2 separate regions of the Homo sapiens genome follow, and region 2 is linked to region 1. The links are chromatin contacts, found by Hi-C or POLR2A ChIA-PET in ENCODE. All regions are on one chromosome and are shown on one strand. Each heading gives the region's core, a stretch centred on a gene start or an enhancer-like site at or near the end of the contact. The rest is flanking DNA. Distances are from core to core; before and after follow the strand shown. Region 1 has its middle 50 kb from the start of PPARGC1B. Region 2 overlaps PPARGC1B (PPARG coactivator 1 beta).

The links. Hi-C counts contacts between places; a loop is a spot of excess contacts on that map. ChIA-PET counts read pairs that join two places held with the same protein, here RNA polymerase II (POLR2A). Pooled maps may share reads with other maps.
Region 2: a pooled map shows a loop between it and region 1 (5-fold over the local background). The contact joins two enhancer-like sites. A Hi-C loop is called at or near these places in 5 of 50 pooled maps. POLR2A ChIA-PET finds 5 or more read pairs at or near these places in 3 of 52 experiments (PC-9, activated B cell and common myeloid progenitor, CD34-positive).

The regions. Positions count from the first base shown.
Region 1 is chr5:149,678,893-149,682,483 of GRCh38, forward strand. No RefSeq gene overlaps it. Among named protein-coding and RNA genes, the nearest start is that of PPARGC1B, 50 kb to the right of the region's middle. RefSeq lists enhancers at 1,462-1,781, 1,872-1,921. Within about 2 kb of position 1,964, at least 10 of the 41 ENCODE cell types and tissues checked have a DNase peak (open chromatin) inside an H3K27ac peak, as active enhancers do.
Region 2 is chr5:149,826,960-149,830,550 of GRCh38, forward strand. The region is part of intron 3 of PPARGC1B (PPARG coactivator 1 beta); the gene reads left to right. Among named protein-coding and RNA genes, the nearest start is that of MIR378A, 96 kb to the left of the region's middle. Within about 2 kb of position 1,637, at least 5 of the 41 ENCODE cell types and tissues checked have a DNase peak (open chromatin) inside an H3K27ac peak, as active enhancers do.

The DNA.
Region 1 (3,591 bases), core at 714-3,213:
TTATTTCTTCCATTTTTCCTTTCTGTAATATAATGAGACGAATTCCAAGAATATAAAAGCATTGCAAATTATTTTAAGGGAAAATAGGATTTATGGTCTCTAACAAATAAAGTGTACATTTAGAAGGGTGACGTAAATTCCAAGAGACAAATGTTGTTATCAGTGAGTTGGGGATTTTCCCTCCTATAGTTTCAGCAACTTTCCTAAAGATGTATGATCTCTGTTTAAACCCCAAGCGCTCAAAATGTTAGAGGCTTTACTGAAGTCAAGCGTGGGTGACCTCTGCTTTTAATCAACAGGCAAACTGAAGAGACTCCCTAAAATTTAATAGCTATAGCTCCATTTGTTTTTTTTAAATCACCAAATTAAAAGTAAACCACAGATTTATAATTATTGCCTGAAGTATTACACTTTGAAATGTAATATACTGATTATGATAACTTGCAGAGAAAATCAACTTATACATAATGGATTTTTATGTCCCTAAATTACTGAAATTATTTTTCACCTAAAAAGAGATTGCACATAGTTTAATTTTCCCTTAAATTTTCATTCACCGCACCCCATCTCTTCCAAATGCAACAGAATCTTTTTCCCCAAGGTGTCAATATTAGAGGGAATCATAATTTCTACTCTGGAACCCTTCCCTCTTCCTTGGAATTTGCTTCCCATGACTGCACACACTCAGGCCCCTCTTCTCTCTCGTAAATTCAGCTCCCAGCTGAAGAAACCAAAATACCAGGACGCAAGGACAGGGATGGTCTGTTCTGAGGATCTTCAGGGAATGAGCTATACCCATCTTCCTGTCAAAGGCATTTCCCAATTATTCTCCTGAAAGACCAAGGCAGTCTCCCTTCTGGGAAGAAGGGGAGAGGGTGTGGATACACATGCCTCACCCCCTGCCGCCTGTTAACATGTAGCTGAATTCTAGAGTCGTAACTTGATGTCCTGCAGTGTTAATTCCCATTTTACTGATGAGGAAAGGGTAGGTGGCTGTAGGGTGACATTGTATAGGCCATTTCTTCAACAGGATTTTGCTCGGTTCTGTTTTGAGCACCTGCGGTGGACCAGGCCCTGCTTTAGGTGCTGTCCACACAATGATGAGCAAGACAGTTCTACATCTCCCTGGAGCCTGAATATCTTTATCGGTATAGTGGGGACAAAAATCCCACAACAATGACTTGGCCCTTCTCAAGGTGTTGTGTGGAGATCAGCTGAGCTAATGGAGGAGAAAGTGCTTTGTAACATATTAAGGCATGATACCAACATGAAGAATGATCAGGTATAGAGTGAAAGTAGATGTTAAAAAAGAAGGCTTGTTTTTCTGCACTCTTTATTAAATGATAACAATAACAACCACTCATTGTGCACCTACTGTTTGCCAGCCATTTTATGCACATTCTTCCAAGACCTCACAGCAACCCCCAAGAGAGCTGTATGATCTCTTGCAGGGGCCAGGGCAGCTTGCCCTAGGTCACGCGGCTCGTGTGTCTTGGAGCCAGGATTTCAGCCAGCACGACCTGCCCATTTCCCTTTTGGCAGACTCTCATGTAGGCTGTGGGGCAGGGCCTAGGTATCCTGGAGAGAAGGACCAAGGAAAGGCTGAAGGTAGAATGGAAGAGGAAGGAAGAATAAATGCATCTCCTTCAGGATCACAGAGGCAAAGATGAGCCCTGGGGGTGCCAGGGAACTTCTCAGGAAACAGGCAGTCAGGGACAATGACTTAAGGGTTTGGTAAGAGTTTCTAAACCTTTGTAACTTCCTCTTATTGGTTCTTCCATTATTCAGGCCTTCTGCCTATGGGAAGAAGCAATGAAACACAGCCTCTGTCTACCCATATGTATTAAGTGCCTACTATAGTGCCAGGCAGGCAAAAGGAGATGGGCTGGGGAGATGTCTTTTCAGAGGCAGGAGGAAGGGAAGTGTTGAGGAGTCCTGTGATGCACCCACTGTGGCTGAGAATGAGAACTCCAGAGGACTGAGAGCATGGGGGTGGCTCAAAAGAGGAACGGAAAGCCCATGAGTCTCTAGGGCCTTCAGAGAAGAAGAAAAGGGGAACAGGGAGGCATAAGCCCAACCTGGTCCTGAGCTGGGTGGGCCAAGAAGGGCGAGGACTTGGCCCTGACCCTGCCACAGGCTGTCACAGGGTTGAAATTGGGCTTGGGCTGGGCTATGTCCTCCTTGGCCCTCCAAGCCCTGAAGTTCCTCTTCCTCCTCCCTCCTCCCTCCCCTGCTCCACAAGCACCCACTCTTGCATTCTTGGGGAATCAAAGGCTAAAAATAAACAGTTGCCACCAGACTCTGGGCCCAGGGGGGAATGGGTTCCACAGGAGTCCTGTGGACAGTGGGTTGAGGCTGGGGCGAGGGGACGGAAGGTGGGGGGACAGCTAAAGGTCTTAGGACTCCCCCAAGTGGTGATGCAAATAGTCCCCCCACCCCCCACCCTGGCTCTGGAAGAGCCAAGCCTTCTAGCCTTCAACTCCATGACCTTCTACAGCTAGGGCTATTTGGATCCTGGGCAATGTCACTGTGCCTGCTGGAGAGATAGAGCATGTGGCAAAAAATAGCTTCACCTCCTTGCAGTATTCCTACCCATAACTGGACTCAGAGAGTCTTTATCAGTCCAAAGGCATTCTCCCAGTGGAGCAAAGGTGCTTTTCTGGGAAGGCAGAACCCGTGACTCCTCAGCCCAGAGAATACTTAGTGGGGTTCTCCTTACCGAGAGCATCGCTGGAATCCTTTGGAAGAGAGTCCAGTTTTTGGGGTGGAAGGCGGGGTGGGGAGTGGGAGCCGATGTCAACTAGCAGCACACATCTGTCATCTAAGAAATCTTCTTGGGTCTTAGCTGTCCTCCACTCTTCTGTCTGTGTCACTAACAAACACAAGTCCACTTCCAAAACTTACTTGATGGATTCATGGAATGTTCCAATCGAGTAATTGCCCAGACTTTTGTCTCTAGGAATCCAGGGGCTGGGAGACCCTCCCTGGCTCTGTGTTAACTCCATATTTAGCCATAAAGAGACTGCACCTCCAGGGTCAAGGACCCTGGTGCCTCTGAAAATATTAATAAGAACAATAATAACAACACTAGCTACCATGCATGGAGCACTGCTGATGTACCAGGCATTGTGGTCATGACTTTATGTGGATTATCTCCCTTAATCCTCACAACAACGCATGTTATAGTTTCATACCCATTTTACAGGTGGGAAAAATGAGACCTGGGGAGATTAAGTTGCTGCCATTTGCACACACATAGTCAGTGATGGAGCCCAGATGAGATGGTTTATAACAGTCTGACTCCAGATCCCATACTCTGAGCCTCTACGGAAAATGTTCTGTTTCAGATGAAGGACCCACCAGGGAACAGGAAAGAAAGGCTCAAGGCCAGTGGCAAGAGTCCCCAGAACATTTCCCTGGAGAACTTTCACTGTGCCCTGTCCACTGCTGTGTCCCCACAATTGCATTCTGCAATCCCACTAGCAATGGCTTGGTCAGAGGTCGAGCCACCCTGACCTCTCGGGCCCTTGCATACGCAGTTCCATCTGTCTCAAATGCCCTTCCCTCTGCGCTGAACTTGGCCAACTCCTG
Region 2 (3,591 bases), core at 387-2,886, 150 kb after region 1:
AGCAATCCGCTCCAGCCCCGCAGGGGACTCCGTGCATCACTGGCAATATTGATCACAGCAGAGAGCGTGGGCCGAAGGTGGGAGGCCCCCCTGGACTTAACCTTTCCCACCTAGACAGAGGTACTAACGACAGAGGCTTCACCTGCATTCTCTATGCTCTTTGGTACTTTAGGGATTGACCAAGTTACGTGTTAAATCCTTGAAATTACATGCAAAACATTTTCCTGAAGATTGCACACACATGGTAAAAATCCAGGTAGTAAAAGTGGACAGTTAAAAGCAAAACCTCCTTAGCCCTCTCTCTGTTGCTTTTTCCTGTCCCAGAGGTAACCATGGTTACTGATCTGTTATGTGACTTTCCTCTTCTACCTTTTAAAAGATTTTACTACAAAAGGGAGTCTACATTAGGGCTCTGCACGTTGCTTTCACGGTTAACTGTGTGTCTTGGAAGCTCTTCCACATGAGCACGTAGAGCTCTGTTTCATTCTTTGTGTTGGCTGTGTAATGTTCCTTGGTAGGGTTTCACTGGTTCCCCTGTTGGGTATTTGTGTTGTTTCAACTCCTTCCTCATTACAAGCAGTGGCACAGTAACTGTTCTTATACAGGCCTTTGTGACATGTAAATGGACAAATTCTTAAAAATGAAATTCCTGGGTCTGTGGATCTGTGATTTTCCAGTTTAAGCAGATACTTGCAGATTGCCCTCCAAAGATGTTGGACTGGTTTACACTTCCACCAGCAGAAGTTAAATGCGGTGTGAGCGTGTGCGGAATGTGGAAATGTGCACATGGAATAGCAGCTTTCTAGGGAGAACATCAGATTTTATCAGATTTTCAAAGGAGTCTGGAACTCAGAAGTTACTGGAAGCAGTCGCTCTCAATCCGGGCTGAGAGCACCCATAGCTGAGCTGTCCTGGAGTGTGAAGTCTAGCTTTGCTCAGCCTGTCTTGGGCCCCTCCCTTGGTGCTGTGGCTCCTGGAGGCTGGCAGGACTCAGCTAGAAAATCAGAGCCTGTTGGAGCCGGGAGGGTTCTTAGGTTATGGAGAGTTTGAGCTGGAAAGGCCCTTGGTGACCCTCAAGCCCAGCTCTGGAAAAACTGTGGCCCAGAGTGGGGAGGGTATCTCCAGTAGTCACACAGCAAGTCAGTGTGCCAGCAAAGACTAGAACTCAGGTATTCACTCCTAGTCTAGGACCCTTTCCCTTCCTTCCCACTGCCTTCAAGTTCCCCAAAGCAGCGTGAAGCACCCACCATGCCAGGCACAGAATATGTTCAGTCCCACATTATGGCTCCTGCCGAGAGGGGGTCCTGCTTCATTTCAGACTGGAATCGAAGCACCTAGGTTTGAATCCCAGCCCTGCCATTTAGTACTTGTATGTCCCTTAGGCATACATCCTGAACCTCTCTAAGCCTCGGCTTCCTGATCTATAAAGAGGGGTTAATAATAGTGCCTATGTCAAAGGCTATTAGGAGGATTACAGCAGATAATACACATAAAGCACTTAGAACAGTGCCTGGCACATAGAGTTGCTCAGTAAATGTGAACTAATACTTCTGGTACAACCATTAGTGGTAACAAGCATTCTAGTGCCATTTCTTCACGGGGCCTTTGGAGAAGAACCAAAGCTTAAAGAGGCAAAGCGCGACCCCTGCTGGTCAAAGGTTGTTTCCCTCCCATGCCTTAGATTACCTTCATTCCCTACATGCTTATTGAGTGCCTCTGTTTCAGCCATTGTGCAAGGCACACAGGAAACAGACTTGCTGTCTAGACTCCCTGCATACCGACAGAGATCTGGAAGGGCCCTGAGGGACCGGGCACAGTGGCTTATACCTGTAATCCCAACACTTTGGGAGGCTGAGTGGGAGGATCCCTTGAAGCCAGGAGTTTGAGACCAGCCTGGGCAACATAGGAAGATCCATCTCTATGATTTTTTTTTTTTTTTAAATTAGCCCGGTATGGTGGCACGTGCCTGTAGTCCCAGCTACTCTGGAGGCTGGGGTAGGAGGATTTTCTAAAGCCAGGAGTGTGAGGCCTCAGTGAGCTAGGATCATGATACTGCATTCAAGCCTGGGTGACAGAGCAAGACCCCATCTCTTTAAAAGACAAAAAGCAAACAAACAAAAAGGCCCTGAGAAGTCATCTGGACCTCAGGTTGGGCCATGGATCCCAGAGAGTCCAGCGATGGACTTGTAAGGACCTGTGGACCTCTGTGTGTCTGTGTGATTTTCTGAGGTCAGCAACTTCTGTCATATTCTTAGAGTCAAAAAAAGAGGTTTTAATCCAGCCATGTAGTCTCTCTGCCCCTGCTCATTACACCAATGGAGGAATCAAGGCTCTCACAGTGCACCGGGCCTGAGCCAGGCTAGAATGAGGTCTCTTTCCCCCAGTCCTAGGATCATTTCCCATCGAAAAAGTCACAAACATGTGGGTGCTGGTTTGGGGTTTAGGTGGGGTAGCCAGGATCCTGTGGCTCCTCAAGAGTGTGGAGTGGCCTTTTCTCTGGCTCCTGGCCTTTGGCATTCCTTGTTGGAGTGACTTGGGGTGGCATGTTCCCCAGGGAAACTCTCCGTGCTGTACTAAAATCTCATGATCTTTCTCAGTTTGTTATCAAGCTTGGCTAGGATCTCCGGCGGAAAATCTAGATGTATTCAACTTCCTGCTCTCTCAGCTCAGGTACACTCTGTACCTGCCCTCAGGGTGCAGAAGCAGAAGAGCTTTTACAGTTTTTATAGAAAAAAAAAAAAAAGCCAAACAAGCTTAAGTGTAGTCTTCCACTTGTGTAAAAACAACAGGGTAGGGCCAGGCACAGTGGCTTACGCCTATAATCTCAGCACTTTGGGAGGCCGAGGCGGGCAGATCGCTTAAGGTCAGGAGTTTGAGACCAGCCTGGCCAACATGGTAAAACCCCATCTCTACGAAAATACAAAAATTAGCTGGGTGTGGTGGCAGACGCCTGTAATCCCAGCTACTTGGGAGGCTGAGGCAGGAGAATCGCTTGAACCCGTGAGGTGGAGGTTGCAGTGAGCCGAGATCCTGCCACTGCACTCCAGCCTAGGTGACAGAGACTGCATCTCAAAAAAAAAAAAAAAAAAAAAAAAGAAAAAAAAAAAAAAACAGGGTGGGTTGGAGGTAATGACTACATACATATACTTGCATAATGAAAGCCCACCTCATGATAGGTTCACCGAAAAGTAGTTAGTGGAGTTGCCTCTAGGAGGCAGAAGGGGACTTTGAGCAAGAGAGAGACTTGCTTTTAATTGTCTGCCCTTTAGTATTTGTGATGTGTCTTCTTTTTTTTTTTTAATCATTTACAAGTATTACCTTGCTTAATTTAAGAAATTAATTTTTAGAGGTAATATGAATAAACAGAAAGAACAAAGGGGAAATCAGCTAGAATCCCATACCAGAGAATCATTTTGGTACCTAACCTTCCAGATTGTGTGTATGTGTGTGTGTGTGTGCACTCAGAATGTCCCAATAAAACTGTATCATAATATTTTAACAGTAGAATAGACAGACGTTACCCAAGACCTGCTTGAGTTTTTCTAAGTCATAGCTATTCCCTGGGGTTATTAACTCTGAAAAGGATTTGTA